Linked DNA regions of Homo sapiens: region 2 is linked to region 1. Evidence: chromatin contacts called from ENCODE Hi-C data. All regions are on one chromosome and are shown on one strand. The core of a region is the stretch at or near the end of the contact, and the rest is flanking DNA. Distances in the headings are between cores, read along the strand shown. Region 1 holds the start of ACTL8 (actin like 8). Region 2 overlaps ACTL8 (actin like 8).

Region 1 (3,529 bases), core at 444-2,943:
AATAGCTTAGTAATTTGGGGGAACCATCAGAAATTTGCTGTGAGGGAGCAAAAAGAATGTGTGATTCATGTGTGCACTTATTTATTCAACAATATTTGTTTACCCACTGTATTAGTCTGTTCTCATGCTGCTAATAAAGACATACTCAAATCTGGGTAATTTATAAAGGAAAGAGGTTTAATGGATTCACAGTTCCACTTGGCTGGGGAGGCCTCACAATCAAGGTGGAAGGCAAAGGAGGGGCAAAGTCACGTCTTACGTGGCGGCAGGCAAAAAGCTTGTGCAGGGGAACTCCCGTTTATAAAACCATCAGATCTCGTAAGACTTATTCACTATCATGAGAACAGTATGGGGCAAACAGCCCCCATGATTCAATGATCTCCACCTGGCCCCACCCTTGACACGTGGGGATTATTAAAATACAAGGTGAGATTTGGGTGAGGACACAAAGCCAAACCATATCACCCACTGTGTACAGGTAGTACACAGTGACTGGATTTGAAACCAAGTTTGGGGGCTAATTTTTAAAAATTGAGGTATAATTTATCTACAATGCAACACACAGATCTTAGTGTTCAGTATGATGAATTTTTACAAATGTATACAGCACCCCAATTGCAATAGAGAGTATTTCCATTGCCCTAGAAAATTCCATTGTGCCCTCTTCCAGCTAAATACACCCATCTCCACCTGTTTTTTTTTTTTTAATTTCTGTCACTGTAGGTTGCTTTGCCTGTTCTTGAACTTCTGTGAACAAATGTGAACCTGAAAGGGCCAGACCTTCAAGATGGATCCTGAGTGGCTAAGTGGGCTAGGCTCCGCTGTTCTTGCTTGTAATCCCATCACTTTGGTAGGCCAGGGTGGGCGGATCACTTGAGCCCCTGAGTTTACGACCAGACTGGGCAACATACCAAGACCCTGTTCTCTACAAAATAAATAAATACTACCCCCCCCCCAAATAAGAATGGGTAAGTGGGCCTAAATTTAAAATAGAATGAAGCAGCCACTTGCTGACTATGGTTACACAACTACCCTGACTTCCCCAGAAAACCTGCACCTTTTTATCTTTGGTACTTTCTCAGCTCACCTGAACCAACCAATCAGGGCTCAAGTGTATAAACCAATCAGGGTTTGGCTGTATCAACCAATGAGAGCTCAGCTATATTGACCAATCAGAACTAAGCAAGTTTCAATCCTTCATTTGCACATCTTGATCTGATTGGGAACCTGGGCAGGAACTTTTGCGCAAAACTTGATGCTTCCCTCATTCTTGGGAACTCCCCTTCATTTTCCAGTGGAGGGTGCATCTCCAAGTTTGCAAACTGTTTTCTGTACTAAAGTCTCTTTCCTCTAAATTTCTTTTCAGAGAATTTTGTGCATAATGTAAATGGAAACTTACAGATTGTGCTGCTTTGCGTCTGGTTTCTTTTACTCAGCATAATACGTATATGATTAATGCATTTGTTTTATGTATCAGTAGTTATTTTCTTTTTCACTGCTGATATTTCATTGTTGCTGGTTGTCAAATTATTGCCTCTCCGCTCCACATTCACCCTTCTTGCCTGCTTGGTAAAAATGGATCTGGGCCCTTTAAATTTTCTCCCTGGCCAGCAGGCATGCTGGGCTTTGCCAGTAGAGGGCGCTGGGGAGCCCCAGCAGCGGGGAGGTTCCGCTTCCTGCTTGCCACGTGCTCACAGAGTAGGCTGCGGCACCACGTGCAGCCGCTCTCGTGCAGGCGTTTGCAGTGTGCAGCTGAGTTCGGCAGCTCACACAGCACCCCTTTCAAGTTGTTTTGCAGTGGGTGCCTCTTGTGAGACACTGTTTCTGAGAGCAGCTTTTGTGGCATCTTACAGGGCAGATTTCTGGTACGTTCTAAAAGTTGAATTTCTAACTTTGGCTGGTTGTGGCCCCTGACTGTTTTTTTTTTTTTTTTTGTCCTTCCTGTGGCACAGCCATGCCCTCTTAAGCAAGGCCTGGCTGTCAGCCCCCAAGGGTTTGTGTGTGGGGCACTTCTTTGTGGGGTTGGGGAGTGACAGGCTCTACCTCAGACCAAGGGCTTTTCCTTAGGGACTTGATTTCAGCTTTTGGAGGAGACTCTTCCATAGCGGCTGTACCTCAGCCACATGTGTGGGACTGGGGGCCCTTCCTTGGGGGCCCAAGCTTAGCCCCTTGTGGGGGCACCGCCTGGAGGGGGTTATCTCAGCCTGGTGGAGGGTCCCTTCCCTGGGGTGAGGGGCTCTTTCTGGAGGTCTCTATCTCAGCCTGATATGGGGGTCTCTTTTTGGGGCTCTATTTCAGTCCTGGGGTGGGGGGCTGTTCCTTGGGGGCTCCACGTCAGCCCTGGGAGGGCTCTTTTTTTGAGGACGTTTACTCTGTCACAGGTGGCAGGAGGGTGTCTCTTCGGGACTCTACCGCAGCCCTCAGGGGCTTTTTCTTTGTGGACTTTATTTCAGCCTTCGGAGGGGACTCTTCCTTGGGGGATCAATCACAGCCCTGGGTAGGGGGCCCCTTCCTTGGTAGCTCTGGGAGCTCTTCTTTGGGGCTCTATCTTATCCCTTGAATAGGGGCTCTTCCCAGGGGGCCTCAGCCCTGGGGGCCTCTTCTTGGGAACTTTTTTTTAAACCTCTAGTGGGGGACTTATCTTTGGGGAACCTATGAAAGCCCCCAGGGGCTCTTTCTTGGGGACTCTACCTTGGCCTTGAGGGGTTCTTCCTTGAGAGCTTTGTCCAGCTCTGGTTTGGGGGATTCTTAGCGGGGGGTTGTTTATCACAGCTCTGGATGGGGTCTGGTCTTCAGAGACTCCATCTCAGCTCTGTGGGTTGTGGTTGCTCCTTGCGTCTGCTGTTTCTGTATTAATTATCGTTCTCTTTACTCCTTATCAGTCAATTTCTTGTTAATTCAGTTCTCTATTATAAGTTAATAATTCTTCATATGAAACTTTCCCTGTAAAAATCACTGTATGGTGTCCTTTCCTTGACTGGACCCAAACTGATACAGAATTGGTGTCAGGAATAGGTATCAGGAGATGGAACCACAGAGGTACCATTTTGGGAGTGGTTTTCTGGTGATTTTGGGCTTGGGTGTAGTGTCAAGTTCCTTGCCAATGGGAAATGGGGTGCTAGTTACCCAAGGCATGTGGTGACATTATATGAGTCTATCATTTGCGGTTAAGACAAAATGCCACCTGAGGCACGTCTGTTGGGAGCCAGAGTGATGCTGCACTTGACTGTGTGGCCATAATGAGGACTGTGAGAACTGTGGGGTGGGATGGATCCTTTTGAGGGCTCCTGTCTTCAAGGAACCAGATACTATGCTCTATTTAAAACATACATAGGCAGGCCGGGCACAGGCATGGTGGCTCAGGCCTTTAATCCCAACACTTTGGGAGGCTGAGGCAGGCGGATTGCTTGAGCCCAGGGGTTTGAGGCTGCAGTAAGCTATGATTGCACCGCTGCACTGTAGCCAGGTGACAGAGCAAGACCCTAGCTCTAAAAAATAATAATATAATAAGAATTTGAAAAATGTGTAG
Region 2 (3,529 bases), core at 636-3,135, 40 kb after region 1:
CGCAGCTAGTTAACTGAGGAGTCTTAATGCTTTATGGGTAAAACCAGGATATGGTTTTCATTTTTCCACTTGTTGCTTTTAATGGAATTCCTTCAAGTTCTCCTTTTTTTGAGCCTTAAGGTCCTCAGGCAGATTTCATTATTTTCCGGCCATTTCCAGTTAAAATATAATCTGATTCATTTTAGAACCTGGGACCTCACATCTCATCTAAAGCACTCTAAACCCTTCCCCTACAGCTTTTCCAGGCTGCTCCAGGAGTGGGGAGAAGGAAGGAATCTCACTCTCTATTGGACAGGCAGGTTGCAGAGGGTGAGTGGCCACCTACCCTGGTCTGGGTTAGCTCTGCCTACTCTGGTGATCTTCTGCTGTGGTGGCACCTCCTGGCTCCTGTTCCCTGACAACCTCCACCTCCCGGCCTGTGTCACCTCTCCTGGCCCATGCTCTGCTCTCTGCAAGGTTGGCATCCTTTGTGTAGAATATGTGTGGGGAGAATTGGTATTGGGGGTGATTCTGTTGGCTTGCGGTCAGTGCTGCCTGGTAGAGGATGGGAAGGGGGCAGGTCTGGCTCCAGTTGTGAGTAGCTTCTTGTCAGCTCTCTTTAGAATCTCGGGATACTTGGCCCTCCTTGTCCTTCATTTTGGCTTCAGCTGTCATTCCAGGGCACCATGAAAAGTCCCTCTCACATTCTGTTATGTGGCAATCTCTCTTGCTGACGCCTCACAATCACCCTGTTTATGGGATTATTCCTATGGACAGATGGGGAAATAGAAGCTCAGAGAGATGCAGTCGCTTGGCCAAGGCTGCTCAGCAGTGGAGAGTGGGTAATATCTGAACCTAGGTCTGGCTGACCTTTTAGCCCGTGGTTAAGAGCCCAGTGGAGTGGAATCACAGTACTGCCATTTCCTAGCTGTGTGACCTTGGACATAGTTACTTAACTTCCTTTTCCTCATCTATAAAATGAGGAGGATGACTAGCAACAATATCCTGGGTTTCTGGGGCGATTCAATACATTGTATACCATAAGACTCATGATTGCATTGGCTACCAGGACTGTTGGTGGCATTGTCCATCAGTTACACCATCCCCTCTAGGCTCCACAGGAGAAATGGCTTTCAGGCCATGATGTCTGGAAAATAGATGTTAAACAAGCAACAGTTACCATAAATTGATTGTGTTTTCCTCTTTGCTTTGGCTACTAGGAAGCTCAGTGAAATTGCTCAAAGTATATAGGCCTCCCTGGTCTCATCTTATTTTTTTACTACTTTTCTCTTTGCATAATTTTTATTTGTGTCTTATTTCCTACTGTATGAAGTTGTATTAACATTTTAAATTTCTGTATCAAGCTCTTGTTGTCATAAGCCAATGTTGCCATCAGAGGGGAAGTTGAGGGCAACGTAGAGATCCCACAGAGAGTTGCTCTCCCAGATCGTGTCCAGTTCTTATTCCTTAAAGAAAAGCACCTTTGAAAACAGAATTGCCCTTGTGGGAGTGGGAGAGGGGGCTGGTTAGTGAGACTGGACTTTCCTTCTAACTCTTTGGATGCTGAGGTGTGTGGTAGGGGAATCTGCTGATGACATCTGCAGAAGGAGGAATGCTTAGCAGCTCACTGTATCAGTTTAAGATTGATGCAGAAAATCCCCAAATGAGAGGCTTAAACAATCCAATAGTTGATTTCACTTTCATGTTCAAATAGTTTAGAAGAGGGTCCATTCCTGGGGTGGCATGGGGCCCCAGAGTCCAGGTACGTTAATAGCATTCTCGCTCGCACTGCTGTGTAATAGCTTCCATTCTCAAAGTCACTCATGTTCCATGTCCAGAGTCACTGTCGTTTGCCCTCACACCCTGCATTTCAGAAGGGAGGGCAAAGCAAAGAAGGGCACTTCCTAGAAGTTGCAGAAGACAGCCCCTCCCCACCGTACTTTGTCCTCATTGACTAGTTTCAGGACCGGCCTAGCTTCTAGGGAGGCCTGGGAAAGGAGTCCTCATTCTGTGCAAACTTGGGCTTCTTTGAGCCTATTTCCTCCACTATAAACAGTCTGACTGCCTTGCAGGGTTCGTGTGAGGATTAAATAAGAATGTAGTAAAATATAACAGGTGTTCTGCAAATGTAAATTTGCTTCTATTTTTAGTTTTCCCTTCCCTCTGTTACTTGGGTCTAAGAGAGAAGCTTTAGCTACACGAAGAAAGATTTAGGAGCAATAAAAAAAGAAAACTCTTTAAGAGGAAACGTTGCAGCACACACCAGGAAGCTGGGATAACAGATTCCCTTTGGCTCCAATCAGGGAGGCAGTAAAACTGAAATTAAACAGAAGGGTGGGGGTCCCGCGTCAATCACTAGAGGTTAGATAGGTGCAGAAATGGGGTACAGACCCTCAGAAGGACCTCCCGTGCCGTTTGATTCCAAAATCTTGTTGTGATCACCTTCCCCGAGTTCGAGGTGGTGAGTGCAATACATGTGCAAGGCGGGTTGCGTTTGAATGTGCAGCTGTTTTCATCCTCAAGATGAGCTCGGGCATTTCCAAGACTGTCTGCACACCAAGCACACTGGCATGGGGTACAGCATTGCTCAGCATCTCATTCCCCTGATGCCCCTTTCTGCCAGGGCTGAACCCTCAGGAAGTCCCCTGGGGCCTTTAAAAGCTGAGCTAGGGAGGGAGAGAGCCCAGCTGGTGGCTCGCTCTGCTCAGTGGGGGCTGCTGGGAAATGCTGCTCTTTCCTGGGTGTCTTACCAGGGTGGAGATGTTGAAGTCAGCAATGGGGCAGCAGGTCCTGGGGACCCCAGCTGCTCTGGCTACTGAGCATGCTCAGACACGGACTCTGCTGGGGATGGTTTGGTTCCCTGGAGGAGAAGGAAGAAGAGGAGGAAGAGGTGGTTTTGGGTGGGGTGGGCTTTAACTTGATGGAGGGAGGAGGATGGCTCTGTGCATGCGTGCACCTGTGTGTGTGTGTGTGTGTGTGTGTGTGTGTAGGTAAGCACTCCCACTGTTTTAAACGTTCTCTAGCACTGCTGGAGTGATGGGCAGCTGGAGGTGAGTTAGCTCATACATGCAGGTGCCTTCAGTATCTCATTTAATCTTTACCATCCCAAGAGGTCGGCATCACGCCCCCACTTACCAGAGGTGAAACTGAGGCTCGCATGGGAGAACAACTTGTCCAAGGTCAGTGGCAGCCAGCGGTATATTTGGAGAGATACAAATCCAGCTTTGTTAAACACTCAGCTTTGCCCTCCACCCCCTCTGGGGTAAATGGGCATAATCCCTACAGGGAATGCTGGGACTCTCCAACCCCCAGCTCTCACAGCTACCCTGTGGCTCATACCGGATTCAAACCCCAGGTCCACCCGGCTTCAAAAGCCAGCCGTGTGCTTCTTGATCTAGTCTTCCGACCTCTTCAAGCTTCTTCAGCAGCTGAGAGGATGCTCTAGACTTAGATTGCAACGAGTAGGGAGGTTTAGGTGGCTACTTGTCGGAGTGTTAACTTCTAAGCTGGGAATTTCTAGAATGATAGAGTTTGCACAGCACCGGCACTG

The links. Hi-C counts contacts between places; a loop is a spot of excess contacts on that map.
Region 2: a map of Caco-2 shows a loop between it and region 1 (2.5-fold over the local background). The contact joins the enhancer-like site here to the promoter of ACTL8 in region 1. A Hi-C loop is called at or near these places in 1 of 168 maps with a recorded cell type or tissue (Caco-2).

What each region holds. Positions count from the first base shown.
Region 1 is chr1:17,753,640-17,757,168 of GRCh38, forward strand. It overlaps ACTL8 (actin like 8), which reads left to right and starts at 1,694. Exons shown (of 3, transcript NM_030812.3): 1 at 1,694-1,865.
Region 2 is chr1:17,793,371-17,796,899 of GRCh38, forward strand. All of the region lies in intron 1 of ACTL8 (actin like 8), which reads left to right. Among named protein-coding and RNA genes, the nearest start is that of ACTL8, 40 kb to the left of the region's middle. Within about 2 kb of position 1,886, at least 2 of the 41 ENCODE cell types and tissues checked have a DNase peak (open chromatin) inside an H3K27ac peak, as active enhancers do.